Linked DNA regions of Mus musculus: regions 1 and 2 are each linked to region 3. Evidence: chromatin loops called from intact Hi-C (ENCODE). Cell type or tissue: left cerebral cortex. All regions are shown on one strand.

Region 1 (5,000 bases), 100 kb before region 3:
AGATAGTGTCATGTGTTTCTAGGTGGTTCTGTAGCACTTGATACATAGAAACAAACAAGGCAGTTAATTTTACATGTACTTTAGAATGTAAATAATAGTTTTTTTTGCTTGTTTGTTTATCTATCTATCTATGCATGTTTTTCAAGACAAGAGTTTCTCTGTGTAACCCTGGCTGTCCTAGAACTCACTCTGTAGACTAGGCTGGACTCAAACTTAGAGATCTGCCTGCTTCTGCCTCCTGAGTGCTGGGATTAAAGGCCCTCCATGCCTGGTTCTTTATTAGAAGCAGAGGCTCACTGTATAGTCTTGACTTCCCTGGGACTTATTATTGTAGACCAGGCTGGCTTTGAACTAATAGAGACCCACCTGCCTCTGACTCATAAATACTGGGAATAAAGGTGTGTGCTATCATGTCTGACCAAGGATTTTCTTTTAAAAAGGAAGAATGTGCTGTTACCATTTAATGCTAGAACAACAGGAACTCTGGAATCTTTTGGGGGAGCCTGGAACCTAGAGACCATTTTGATTTGGGGTGGGATGGGTTGTGAAGGTCCATAGCAATCTTAGCTTTTGTACGTGGGAGTTAAATGGAAAAATAAAATTTTGGAATTTAACACGAAAGCAGCTTATAGTGAATCTTTTCCACTCATAAGAGATAGCAGAATGTGTTGAGGCAAGGCTAGTATGTCTAGGACTAGGTATATTAGGAGGGGTAGTCAGAAGATAGCTTTAGAGAGGAAAGAGACTGAGGAGAGTCCCACAGCCAGTAGGCTGTGCCAACAGCACCTACTGTGGCTGGCCCAGCCTTTAAGCTCTGACTAGCAAGGTGAGCTAAGAGTTCCTAGTTTTCCCTCTAGAGAATACATTTGTGCACCAAAACAAGACTTCTCATGGAAGTTTGTTGTAAGAGTATTTATAACAGGAAAAACAAATCCAGAAACTCTGTGTTAACAGCCTCAGGAAGGAATTTCCTAATTACTGTACGCCCACACTGTAAAATTCTGTGCAGTTGTGATCAGGAATGTGGTGTTGATGGCTAGGTGTAAAGTGAGAAGAACAAGTTGCTATAAACAGTAGGATTTAATTTCTGTGAAATAAAAATCAACAGAATGAACCATTGGACAAATGAGCATGCACGGTCATAGAGATGTATGCAGATTCACAAATGGAGAAGAGAACCTGGAGAGACTTTAAGCCATTGAATAGAGCTGTTTAGTTTCTTTTATAGGAAGTTATAACATTTTAATTAAAAAAAAAAAAGTCTAAAAGAACTTCAAAAAGAAATACAGTTTTGTGTTTTGTTTTTGTTTTTTTGAAAACTGTTAAGATTTTCCAAGTTGGTGACATTTTGGTAGCTTGGAAAGAAGAAAGCTAATTTATATAAACTTAACTAATATGTGGCCATAAGACCATATATTAGAAAAACTTAAAATTTCTTGTTTTGTTTTGTTTTGCTTTGTTTTGAGATAGGGCATCTTTATGCATCCTTGGTTGTCCTTGAACTTTCGCTGTAGACCAGGCTGACCTCAAACTAAAAAATCTGCCTGCCTTTGCCTCCTTAGTGCTGAGATTAAAGGCCTGCACCACTACTGCCTAGCAACTTAATACATTTTATTTCATAAAGTATATACAACTTTTCTAGGTTTAAAAAGAAAAAAGGTGTTAAGGGGCTGGAGAGATGGCTCAGTGATTGGGAACACTTACTGCTCTTGCAGAGGACCTGGGTTAGTCCCTAGGACTTACATAGCGTAGCCCATAACTGCTGGGCCTCTACCTTCAGAGCACCTGACTTTCCTGGTTTCTGTGGGTGCCTGGCGGACTTATACACATAGAAGCAATTCAGCGTTCAAATTGAAGACATGATCTCTTAATCTGGGGAAAATACTTACAGTAAATAATGATCTTTCCCCTTAAAATTAGTTAATTAATTAATTGAGAAACAAGTCTCACCTTATAGCACAGACTGGGCTTGAACTTGCAGAGTTCCTTTTGCCTCTTCCTTCAAAGAGTTGGGACTACAGATATGTGTCACCATTCCTGGCTTCTTTATTTTTTCCCTTTTACTCATTTTTAAAGTTAGCACTGCCGAGTTTGTTTGTTTGTTTATATTTTTTGAAACAAGGTATCTTTAGCCATGGCTGTCCTGGAATTTGCTATGACACCAGGCTGGCCTGAAATTCAGAGAGATGTGACTGCTTCTGCCTCCTTAGTGCTAAAATTAAAGGCCTATGCTACCATACTTGAGAATAAGTCCATATTCTACGTAGTAATATTTTTTCAAAATTTCCCTTACTGACTGGTACTAGAGAACTGATTCAGTTAATGTGTGCTTGCTTGACTTGGGTATTTTGTTTTTCTAGGTTTTTTTTTTGTTTGTTTGTTTGTTTGTTTTGTTTTTTTTCCCCCTACAGGAGTTCATGAAGTCCAGGTTAACCTTGACCTTGTGGTTCTCTTTCTCTCATCTTCCAAATGCTGGGATTACAAAGTTTCACTGTCTTCCCTAGTTAGTGGTTGTTGATGATGTTGTTGGCCATCGTTTAAAATGTTACATTAAATAATATAACCTTTCTTCCTCTTTCCTGGTCTTGAGGAGTAGCCAAACCTCCCGTCTTTCTAAGATGCAGTTAAGATTCTTCTTTGCTACGGCAGAGCAGTGTGTGGAGAGGATAGACATGGAGCAGTAGTAGGAAGTTGAGAGTCTTTAATAACATGGGCCCTGTTTAGCTGTTGACAGAGTGTGCTTCGTATTTTCCCTGTGGGCAGTTCCTGGTCATAGCTTTAATGTTAGTTTAGTAGACTTTGGATTTAATTATAACTGCTAGGATAAAGTCAGATGCCAGCTCACTTGGCTGCATGCTGAGGCCTGTAGAGTATGGAATGCTTTGCTCCTAGCTGCATCTGCAGTCTCCTCTCATTATCTCTTAATGGTATTCAACTTGACAGGGTTGTTTTGATGATAGGTGAAGGTTGTTAGGAAACCAGGAACTGGATATGGTGTGGAGTGGAGCTTAGTGCAAAAGGAAGTGATACCTGATGTGGCCAGAAGGAGATACTGTAGGCATCAAGTGCTGCCCTGTGCAGTGCTGAGAGCAGTCGTGGATAGCAAGTCTCGTGAGGCTGGGCATACCTAGCACTGTTTCACTCATACCATGCAACAGTCTTTGTTGTGTGCTAAAACTCCTGAAAAATGTGTAGTTTTGTTATATTAGCTCTTTTTTTTTTTTTTTAAAGATTTGTTTATTTATTTTATCTATATGAGTACACTGTAGTTGTCTTCCGATACAACAGAAGAGGGCCTCAGATCCCATTACAGATGGTTGTGAGCCACCATATGGTTGCTGGGAATTGAACTCAGGACCTTTGGAAGAACAGTCAGTGCTCTTAACCACTAAGCCATCTCTCCAGCCCCCTATATTAACTCTTATTTTCTTCTGCAGATGCCTTAATTGCAAACGCCTATCAATTAGGTATAAGGCAAAGCCTTTGCTTTGAGTGATGTGGAGGTAGGCTTGGAATGGTCTCTGATCACTACCGGGAGCTTTTAGTCAAAAGAGCCTTTGAATAGACTTCTATGACAGGGAAAATAGAGGAAAAAGTGAACACAAAATTCATCTCACTCTTCATTCCTCCCTAGAATAGGGAATAAAATACCCATGAAAGGAGTTGCAGAGACAAAGTTTGGCGCTAAGACAAAAAGATGGACCATCCAGAGACTGCCCCACCGGGGGGTCCATCCCATAATCAGCCACCAAAAGCAGACACTATTGCATATGCCAGCAAGATTTTGCCGAAAGGACCCAGATAGAGCTGTCTTTTGTTTGGCTATGCCACTGCCTGGCAAATACAGAAGTGGATGCTCACAGTCATCTATAGGATGGAACACAAGGCCCCCAGTGGAGGACCTAGAGAAATTACCCAAGGAGCTGAAGGGGTCTGCAACCCTATAGGTGGAACAACAATATGAACTAATGAGTACCCCCAGAGCTCGTGTCGCTAGCTGCATTTGTAGCAGAAGATGGCCTAGTTGGCCATCATTGGGAAGAGAGGCTCCTTGGTCTTGCAAACTTTATATGCCCCAGTACAGGGGAACGCCAGGGCCAAGAAGTGGGAGTGAGTGGGGAGGGGAGCAGGGCGCGGGGGGGGGGGGAGGGTATAGGGGGACTTTCGGGATAGCATTTGAAATGTAAATTAAGAAAATATCTAATAAAAAAATTAAAAAATTCATTGCACTACTCTTTCTTTGAGCAGAATTTGCAACACAGTCATATATAAGAGAAATTTGGAAGACTGAATATGTGCACAAAGTGCTTTCAAAATTTTGTATTCTGTTTACATTGCTCAATATGAGTATCTATTGCCTAAATGTCAGAAGTAGCAAGAGCTGATTTTGAATTAATAGTGGCTTCTGGATCTCACTAACTCTTTGCTTTTGGTTTAGTGTTTTTGGGAGAGGGTCTCACTATGTAGCTCTAACTGGCTTAGGATTCACTATGTAGATCAGGTTTCCTGCCTGCCTCTGTTTTTCTAGTGCTGGAGTTAAAATCATATGCTATCACTCCTAGCTCCTCATTAACTCTTAAAAAGCCTGTCCTTGCAAATAGGATACAAGTTGGGCCTCAGAGTCTATGTAAATCACTTTAGGACCAATGTTTGCATCATTATAACATGGGTGGAAAATCTTGCTTCTTATTGGGCTTTCCCCCCTTCTCTTCTAACATTTTACTCTGTGGTGGAACACATCTGTGCCATGTGTACACTTGGGATGGTCAAAAGACATCCTGGCAAGACATCCTGGCAAGTCAGTTCTTTTCTATGTGTTAGTCCCAAGTATTGAACTCAGGTTGTCAGAGTTAGTGCAAGTGCTCTTGATCATTGAGTATCTTACCAGCACCTTTATTAGACTTTTACAGGCTGAGAGAAGATACACTAATTTGCTGGAAGCTTGTTATTTGAGATGCTGATCATATGAAAGGGGCATCTAGGAGATTCTTTCTATTATA
Region 2 (5,000 bases), 120 kb before region 3:
TGATACAGTTTTGGTAGCGTGTGGTGTTCTGAGGTTGTTAGGTGACTCACAGCAAGAGAGAACTAACTTGAGACCCAAAGGATGGTGGCTAATCTTTGTTGTCAAGTTGTGGAATCAACTGGGCTTAACTGTGAGGGATTTCCTTAATTGGATCATTTGAGGTAAGAAAACTCACCCTAACGCTTGACCATGCCTTCTGGCTGCTGCCCAATGCCACAGAAAGAAGATGGGAGAAGGAAGCTTTGCTTTTCCTGTGCTTGCCTTCACTCTCAGTGGCACTGTCTGTCCTGTTACTGGTCTGTCCTGCCGTCCCTTCTCTGTCCCCTCCCCTGCTAGAACCTACTTTTAGGAATTCTAGCATGCAGTGAAGACCAGCAGTTCTTTAGGAAACCCTCTGTAACTCTAGCATCAGACACTGAGAATGTTGAGGCATCCAGTCCTATGGAGTGAACAGTTACTGGATTCTTGTCCTTTGCTTCAGGAGATAGCATTGTTGTACCATCTAGACCACAGCCTTTTAATGTAAAAATTATATTCCTTCTGTTCCTTTTGAGAACCCTGACTGAAAAGTGGGTGTCACAGTGAGGAAAATGGAAGTCTGTTTTGGGCAGAGGGAACCCATGTGTGATGATGGTCCAGAGGCAGAACAGGATAAACAAGCAAAAGAGACATCATTGCACATGTCAAATTCAGAGCTCCTAATTTCTGGAGCAAAGATAAGGGAAGGGAGGGTCTGTGTAGGCATCTCTTTCTTTCTTTCTTTCTTTCTTTCTTTCTTTCTTTCTTTCTTTCTTTCTTTCTTAAGATTTATTTATTTTATGTATGTGAGCACACTGTTGCTATCTTCAGCCACTCCAGAAGAGGGCATCAGATTTGAAATAATATTTTTTCCCATTTTTTTTAATTTAAATTTTATTTTTTAAAGATTTGTTTGTTTTGCCGGGCGGTGGTGGCACACGCCTTTAATCTCAGCACTTGGGAGGCAGAGGCAGGCGGATCTCTGAGTTCGAGGCCACCCTGGTCTACAAAGTGAGTTCCAGGACAGCCAGGGCTACACAGAGAAACCCTGTCTTGAAGAACAAACAAACAAACAAAAAGATTTGTTTTATTTATATGACCACACTGTAGCTGTCTTCAGACACACCAGAAGAGGGCATCAGATCCCATTACAGATGTTTGTGAGCCACCATGTGGTTCCTGGGAATTGAACTCAGGACCAGGAAGAATAAATAGTCAGTGCTCTTTAACTACTGACCCATCACTTCAGCCCAGTAATAATTTTTAAAGAAGAAAAAGAAAACACTGGACTTGTCATTGAATCTCTTGAAAAGCCTAAGGTGAAGAGTCCTATTGAGTCTGTTACACTGTCAGGTCTTCCTGTGAGTCCACATCATTTCATCTCCAGTATTAGGATGTAGTGGAGATGGAGCTCATAAACACAGCATCCTCTAAGTGTCCGTCTGGAGAAGGCTGACGGGTGTGTCAGTGCTGGCTATAGGAGTATCCAGTCTCAATTCTGTCATTGTGGGAAAGCAGGCTTGTGTAGATAGGTTCATGTGTACAGCTTTACTTTACAAACCCAGGCCGTCGTCATTGCTGACCTGTAGCGCTCGCAGGCGTTTTGTCTTTCACACTCCCTCCCTCCCTCAGCTCATCTACTGCATTGCAGTGGAACCTCAGATTACTTTTTTTGTTTGTTTTTTGTTTTGTTAATCTTTTGAGATGGGGCTTCTCTGTATAGCCTTAGCTGTCTTGGAACTTGCTTTGTAGACCAGGTTGGCCTCAAACTGAGAACCCAGAGATCCACCTGCCTCTTCCTCCTCAGTACTGGGATTAAAGATTACCCACTTTCAAGATTACTTTTATTAGGTGATTTTCAAAAGTAAAAATGGACATTTAGGTATGAAGCATTAGTTTGGTTTCCTATTTCAATTTTTTTTTTTTGGAGTATTGAATATAAAGGTCTGGGCCCCTCAATGATTTCCCCATATTCACCTGAAAGATTTCTTTTGTGCACTGGCAAGAATTAGGATAGCTGTTCAGAAACAATAACACTGTCAGGAGCAGTGATGGTTCTCTTTAAATCTTTTTTTCTTTCTTTTTAGGAGGACGACAAATGTAGATTAAAACAAGCCCTGGTCACTCACTGTGACAAGCAAGGCCCCACCCACCCAGTACTGCCAGTGGTGCACATTAATGAATAACATTAATGAATAACTTTTGATTAGCTCTTCAGTATCAGGAATTGCAGCTTGTTTACTTCCTGTCCTTACCGTGTTGCTTATTGCGTGCTCAGGAAAAGTGGGCCTTGGAGTGTGTGCTTTGACACAGGTCTTAGTGGCCATGGCTTCTCATTAGCTCCTCAGGATCCCTTTGGAATCCTGGTTGCCTGGCAGGAGGAGAGGCAGGAGCTGTGAGGAGCTGCCTGGGCTGATGAGAGCTGGGGAAGGGGGAGGGGGAGAGGGAGGAAGGGGGGCTGGTTCCCTGGTGGGAGCGGTGGCTCTTTTGGCTGAGCTTGTGCTCCTGGCTCTGGGAGCTAATTAGTATATGCTCCAAGTGGTCTTTGTTTTATGGATAGCTTCAGTTTGAATTCTTTTAAAACTTTTTAAAAGAAATGCAAATTAGAAAATTCTGTTTTGGGTACAGTCCTTTCTCTTTTGGCAAGTATTTTTGACCTTTAATAATAGTAATTGAAATATTATAGGCTTTAATAACAACTACTACTAATCCACTAAAAAGGTCAGCCTACAATATTAGAATACTGAGCACTTGTGTAATTAGAAGAGTTTTATAATTAGTGTTTAATTATTTCAAGGCTAAGAACAGTATCAGAAGGAGACTCTAGAGGGCAGTGCAGCTCAGCGTATTCGTCCTCTTGCCTCTTAAGTTTTCATTTGGAAAAACAATCCAGGTATTTGCTTTGGGATCTTCCCACATGGTTTTCCAGGTTTTTGGAAATGTAAGTTTTGGAAAGAAGTGATCTGGTTTGTCTTAAAAAGTTTGTTAGATAATACATCATAATGATTTGACCTTAGAGAATGACTTTGCCTGGTATAAACACACTGCCATATAAAAGCTGGGATTTTTATTGACTCGCTCAGTTGAACTGAATTTGCTTTTTGGGCATTTGTGGAACAAATGCAAAAGGAAGGGAATAGCTGGTGTTTGCAAGCCTTTCTTAGGTAGGAACTAGGCATACCCTCTGCTAGAAACTGACATTTTCAACAACTGAGTGGAAATTGTAAATGCCCAATGGATTGATGTCTTCCAGTGCCAAATGTTCCAGAGTTCCTTAGGTATTATGTGCACTACATTCAGCAGTATTTCAAAGGTATTAAACCAATCACTTCCTCTTTAATTTATTTACCTTTAGGGGTTAAACTAATGGTCTCATATATTGGCATAGGCAGGTCTTGGACTTAGAATTCTTTTTTCCTTAGCCTCCTGTATACCTGCAATTACATGTATGTGCCAATAGGCCTGATCTTTCCCTCAGAGTCTTAAAGGTGTGTGGTGTGTATATTCCAGGGAATTCTAGTCCATGCATCATTGTTGTTATTACTGTTTTCTTCCTCTTCTCCCCCTCCCCTCCCCTCCCTTTCCCCCTCCCCCTCATCCCCCCTTCGTCCCCCCCCCCCTTCTTCTTTGGATTGAACTTAGAGCCTTGCACAGCATATAAGGCAAGTGTTTTAAGCATTGAAGTATGTCTTTAGCCATTTATAAATTTTATTTCGGGATAGAGTTTTGTTAAACTGTTCACTTTGATCTTTGCATGCAGTCTAGGCTGTCTTCAAACTTGTGTTCCTGCTCCCTCATGTACTTTTGAGTCATCTGAGTAAGCCATCAAGTCTGTCTGGAAAGAACTGTTTTCAAGTCTAAATGAGCCTTTAAAAATTATTATATACATTTATTTATTTAGAAAATACACATAAACACAGAGAGAGAGAGAGAGAGAGAGAGAGAGGATGATTTGTTTTTTTTCCTTAAAAAAAATGGTTGTAACTCTTTTAGGTCAAAGCTCTGTTCAGTCTAATAACAAGCCTAACCACAGGTAGAAAATGATGGCAGTCAAAAGACAGCTGGTGGGAGTCAATTCTCTCCTTATCCCATGTGTCCCAAGGGATCTACCTTAGGTCATCAGGTTTGGTGGCAAGTGCATTTACCATCATTCCAGCCTCTAAATGAGTTTTTGTCTGTGTGTGTGTGTGTGTGTGTGTGTGTGTGTATGCAGCATGTATATGGAGGCCGGAAGAGAGTGTTGCCTCCCTTGCAGCTGTTGTTGCAGGCTCTTGTGATCTGCCTTGACATAGGTGCTTAGAACCAAATTTAGGTCTTTTAGAAGAGCAGAAATTACTTTAATCAGTGGCCCAGCTCTCTAGCCCCATATGCTTTAGTTTTTTGTGATAGAATTTTACATAGCTCTGGCTGGCTTTGAACTCTTGATTCTTCTGTCTCGATTCTCTTACGTGCTGGGATTGTTGACTTGTGCCATCAGGACTGGCTAAAACAAAGCTATTCAGTTGCATTTATTAGCTGTATCGAATTCCAGTTTATCACTCTTGCTGGGAAGCCTGCCTGTTAAAGCACACTAATATCTGCAGATTCCTGTACAAGCACAGGCAGGGCAGATGAGCAGACTGAGAGGCCGCTTAGGGGCTCCACAGGGAGCTCAGCTGAGTGCCTGTGCCCCTGCCTGTCACCCAGTCCCTGTGGTTAAATTAAATTGTTGTTGGACCTATAACAGGTACAGCCATTTCTTTGGAAAGAAACCGATTAAGAGTTCAAATGATAATCCTATGTGGGGCTGGTGTTACGAGCTCTGGCTGCTCTTCTGAAGGACCCACATGGCAGCTCACAAGTGTCTGAGGCTCCAGTTCCAGTGGACTTGTCACCTTCACACAGACACACATGCAGGCAAGGAATAATAATAATAATAATAATAATAATAATAATAATAATAATAATAATAATAACAACCCAGTAAATTTTGTTTTAAAACG
Region 3 (5,000 bases):
ACCTCCAAGAAGGCCACACCTACTAACCCTTCCTAAACCATCCACCCACTGGGAACCGGACCTTCCAATGTCTGAGCCTGTGTGTCCATTCTCAGGCAGAACCCCAACTCTCCACCTCTGCTTTACACCCCGTAGCTGGTGTTAGGGAGTCCTGTGACTTCCCTCTTTGTTCCTCTACTTGGGTGTCACCATTACTGTCAACTGCCGCTCAGTTATTAATAAGATGGCAAATTTAAACTTGTTAAAGCTTGAGTTTTGATAAAAGAAGTTCTTAAAATAGTCAAGCTTTGGTGGAAACTTAGGGAAACCAAGCAGCTTCCTACTAAGTTGATTGTGAACAAAACATTTTCTCTCCCTGTAATGGGAGAGATTCTATGGATCAAATAGAAAATTTGTGATTATGTTTATCTGGTATGACTGTAGCTCCTGGAGTAAACATAATATTTATATGGGAATTACTTTTTAGTTGCTTATCCTGTAAAATTGAGCCTCACAGCCCAAAGTTTGGACTTTTTCAAAGCCTGTGTTTAATTTAGTACATTAGTCAGTATCTTCCAGAGAGACAGAACCAATAAGAAGTGGGTAGGGCAGGGTGTGGTAGGGATGGCTCCCACCATTATGGAAGTAATGAGGTTTTACCTTGGGCCCCCTGCACACTGGAGACCTGGGGAAGCGAGTAGCATAGCTCAGCGGCTCTGGGGACTTGAGAGTCAGAAGCTGTAGATGCTGTGGAGCTGAGGTCACCACCCTCTCAGCTCCAGGATTGGCCTTTGCTTTGCACTTATTTTGTACAGGCCTTAAGCTGATGGGTTCACACTGCCATTGTTAAGGTCACTCACTCACTGGCCTCCAAAGGTACCTGTACAGACACTCACAGCTGAAGTACATTGCTGTCTATCCTTTAGCCACTCAAGATACCGCGTATTAACCATGCCAGTCAAGAATGCTGTGAGTGGCAGATGGCCTTACTTTGCTGTGTTTGTCTCACATTTCAAATCTCTTTGCGTATATGCCATCCATGTGTCTTTACTATTAAGGACAACACAGCCAAGCATCATGCCATGCACCTGCAGGCTTGCACTTGGCAGTGGAAACAGGACAAAGAGTTGAAGAACAGTAAGTCCAGTGATAGCCTGTGGGCACACACCCCTCGCCCAACCCAGCAAATAGCCATACCTGTCTTTGGTGGGTTGCTTAGCTCTGTGGTGTCTGACCTCCTGACCTTCATTTTTGTCTGAATCTCAGATAGTGAATGGGAAAGTCTTTACTTCCTACTGTGTCTTTTTTTCTTCAGAAATACTGCCCAGGGTACCTTCATCCTGGAAGTGTCTCTTCTTAGTTCGGGACTTAGTGAAGGTGATAAATTTATGTGAGGTTTATGTTTGTGTTCAGTTGTATCAATAGTAAATAAATAGTGAGCACACTGTTAGAAACACTTGATCTGCTCCTGGAATTAATTAGATTTATGTATGTAAGTACACTGTAGCTGTCTTCAGACACACAAGAGGGAATCAGATCCCATTACAGATGGTTGTGAGCCACCATGTGGTTGCTGGGATTTGAACTCAGGACCTCTGGAAGAGCAGTCAGTATTCTTAACCGCTAAGCCATCTCTCCAGCCCATCTTAGAGTTCTTAAAGTGATGAAGCCCACAGCTCCAGAGCCTTGAGTCTGAGAAAAGGAAAGCCTGTGTCTGCAGAATAGCGACAGCTTTCATAGGAATGGACCCAGTTTTCCCAGCCAGTGAGGGCGGCACGGAAAGCTGAGGCTGTGTGCTATTTGCAGAGTTGGAGCTTAGGGCATTGTAACAAGGATTCAGACCCAGGGAGTTTGGTAAGCCATATGATTCCTGGATTTATTTTTTGGTTTTAGTTTTTGGTGTTTTTGAGCAAGTTGTTAACTTATAAAGAGTAGGAATCAGAGGAGGCCTTCCCATTATTAATGTCCAGCAACCCCCAGTGTGCTGTGGCCTTTGACCTGAGAGCTCCTGCTGCAGTAGCAGTGTCCTCCAGAGAAGATGTAACCCTTCGGATGGTAACACTAAGTAAAGTCAGTGAAGAGACAGACACACTGTAGTTACATTTTGTGTGTTGGTCCTGTTCTGTGGGAGACATACAGTTATAAACATGGAGAGACCCTAGGAATCGACTGACCTTCCATCCCTTCACTTTTTCTTTCATTTGACTCTACCTTTGTTTTGCTATAGTTGTGGAAGTGTTTATGTTTTTGACACAATACTGCCGCCCCCTGGCCAATGGGCAAGACTGCATCAGGAGCTCTAGGAGGTTTTTCAGAGTTACAGGTCTGCTTATAAGCAAGCCAGAGTAGGTGTTTTGTTTTTGTTTTTGTTGTTTTGTTATATGGAATCAGTGGGCATGTGTGCGTCAGTTGGTAACTAGTAATGTAGAAATAGCACATCTAACTAAGTTTCCAGTATATCTCTGGCTAGGTTCAGAAAAAAAAAAAAAAAAACAATTTACAGTTGCCAGTCATTGACTCCAAAGAGTCTTCTGATGAGTTCATGTTTTCGTGCGTCTTACAAGTGTTGCAGAAATGTGTGGATGCTTATATATTGGAGCCGGGTTGAGGGAGCGGCTGGTCACCTGCCTTCCCAGCTGCTCTGGGAAGTACTCATCATTGTGAGCCTGGAAAGGTTGCTGGAGGTCAGCGCCACCCCTTCCACAGAGCTCTCGGGATCTGCAGGGAGACCGGCTCCAGCCTCTCCACACAGGTTCCTGACAGACGATGGGCCTTTCCTTAAGCAGTCACCTGCTTTCAGGTGCTCTCTTTCCATTCTTACAAGTTCTTTAAATTATTCTCATTTTCCAGGACAAAACCCAGAATCTTAGAGCGTGGCCAGAGCCACACACATGGTGTGACATTGGGGGTCCATGGTGACAGGCTTTCCTGTGTTGTCTAGCGAACTGTGTCCTTTGTTCCATAGTGCTTGGGCCAGGTTTCATGTGATCATTCTGGCTGTTGTTTTTTGTTTTGTTAGTGTTTAAACCCTAAATAAAACAGATACAAATCTTTTAAGTCTATGTTTTTCAAGTACTTTGACTTCATTTTGTCCACACACACGTAGTTAGCAATGTTTAAAGACATTTTTCCTGCCATTGCTTAGGGAAGGTGCAGCATTTAACAGTGGCAAGGGGACGGAGTCATCAGGCATGTGTCAGCGCTGCAAACGTGGTGAGCTTGTGACTGTCTCAGTCATGGTCTTAAGTTTCTCCCCTCGGGATAAAATGGAAGGACAAGTGTTTCTCGTGGGTCTTGGCAGACTGAGCCTTCTGCCAGGTGTGGTCACGTGTTCTGTTCTTTGGCTGCTTTAGCTGCGCTTGCCATGCCTGGTACATCCTACCTGTGAGTCCCTTTGTCTGTGGTCATAGCTGAGTTAAAAACAAACAAACAAACCCCAGTGGTCAGACAGCGGCTAGGGTTCAACAACTTCTCAGCACGAACATGGAGTGTTCTGTGCTACATGCTGGTATCCGACTCCATCTGTCTTTCTGGTCTCTACTTTTGCTGAGAAAGCATCTCTCCCATCTTCCCTCAGGATACACAGCTGTGTCATGGTCTCCCACAGAAGGGGGCTGCTCCTTTCTTTGAACAATGACTTCAGCACTTTTTCTGTGACCTTCTCATACTGTTTGTCATCAATGTTTCTTCTGTAGAATAAACAGTACAGACTAATGTTTTTTCCAGTAAACTTTTCAGAGTAAAAATATGAATGCTAAAACCTAAGGCCTATACATCGTGCCTATCCTTTGTGTGCATGGTCTGCTTAATGTGAGCCCATAGGCAGTGCCCTTTTCCTATAGCCATGCTTGTTTAATAGTTGATGCAAAGAATCGTGGGTTGTGTGGTATGTACTGTGGGACAATACTCTGCATTCTCAGTTATATTGACATTTAAGGCAGTTTTTGCCTGCCCTTGCTGGTCCTGTAATGCAGACTAGATTGGTCCCTTCAGTAAACCAAGATATGTCTTCCTTTATTAATGATGGTCCCTGGTGTACTTCAGAATTCATCTGTCTTCTTTACAAATATGAGGCGTTTTTTGAGCTTTGGCCACTATATTTGTGGCCATTGAGCTTCTGAGAAGTTAGAAGCTATCCAGAGGGACATTACTGCCTTACCTCAGGTAGTCATGAAACAGAAGGGCTCCCTGGGTTGAGCTGTCTCACAACCTAACATACAAGTAGTTGACTCCAGACTGTACCCTGTAGCCTTCAAACAGAAGAGGCAATGGCCACTGTCTTAGCTAGTGATTGAGGAGAAAACAAAGTTAACTTTTATATGCTTAGTTTCTAGGACAATGATGGACAGGAGGGTCTTTGTTTTGTTTTGTTTCTTTTCCAGCAGTAATGCATAAGCTATTCTATTCTGGGATCAGAGGTAAATGAGGCAGGTCCTATTGTTGTGTGTACATTCTCATCACCACCTACTGTGCGTGGTGTGCTTCATCATTTTGGCATGCAGCAGTGACTTCCATACAGTTCTGTGGCCCACAGTGAAGGGAGAATTTGAGACAGTTTGTGACAGGCAAACCTTGGAGGGGAAGAGACTGTCAGGTGTCTCTGGGTAAGTTCTTTCTAGCTTGTTACTTTTAATATGCCTCAGTAATGTGCTCTGGCTATTATTATTTACCAAAATGGTTAAGGATTAAGGTAGAAGTACGTTCTAATGTAGTGATCTTTATTACCATTAAGGGAAAATGTAATAATGAATTAGTCACACTGAGAAGCTTCAAGACCTAGGTGTCTTGTCTCTGAGATGAGCAGTTGCAGGGTTGCAGCAGGGTTCCGATCTGAGGGCCTGGGGCCTGGGGCAGGGGATTCTGCTGTTAGTCCTGTTCCTGCTGCCTGCCTGTCCACCGTTGCAGGGCTTTTGGTCGTAGGTATGATGTGCACTTGCAGGCACCTGAAACCTGTTCCTAACGCTGTTAGATTTTCCTTTTCAGAGTAAGAGGGACCATCTACTCATGAACGTCAAATGGTA

The links. A loop is a pair of places that touch in the nucleus more often than their neighbours do. Peaks named below come from ENCODE experiments on the same cell type or tissue, not always from the same donor. Only the 100,000 strongest peaks of a DNase experiment are listed, where the experiment ranks them.
Region 1: it touches region 3 in a loop (2.6-fold over the local background); 11 of 42 quality-filtered maps call a loop at or near these places.
Region 2: it touches region 3 in a loop (9-fold over the local background); 33 of 42 quality-filtered maps call a loop at or near these places.

Annotation. Positions count from the first base shown.
Region 1 is chr4:150,364,007-150,369,006 of GRCm38, forward strand. The region is part of intron 1 of Rere (arginine glutamic acid dipeptide (RE) repeats); the gene reads left to right. Among named protein-coding and RNA genes, the nearest start is that of Rere, 85 kb to the left of the region's middle. In left cerebral cortex, a CTCF peak has its summit at 3,053; no DNase peak of the experiment used is centred here.
Region 2 is chr4:150,344,645-150,349,644 of GRCm38, forward strand. All of the region lies in intron 1 of Rere (arginine glutamic acid dipeptide (RE) repeats), which reads left to right. Among named protein-coding and RNA genes, the nearest start is that of Rere, 65 kb to the left of the region's middle. In left cerebral cortex, CTCF peaks have their summits at 867 (motif pointing right), 1,108 (motif pointing right) and 2,837 (motif pointing right); DNase peaks (open chromatin) are centred at 2,457 and 2,853.
Region 3 is chr4:150,463,733-150,468,732 of GRCm38, forward strand. It overlaps Rere (arginine glutamic acid dipeptide (RE) repeats), which reads left to right. Exons shown (of 23, transcript NM_001085492.1): 5 at 4,963-5,000. It overlaps Gm52709 (a long non-coding RNA gene), which reads right to left and starts at 3,697. Exons shown (of 2, transcript XR_003955312.1): 1 at 1-3,697. In left cerebral cortex, a CTCF peak has its summit at 2,266; a DNase peak (open chromatin) is centred at 2,242.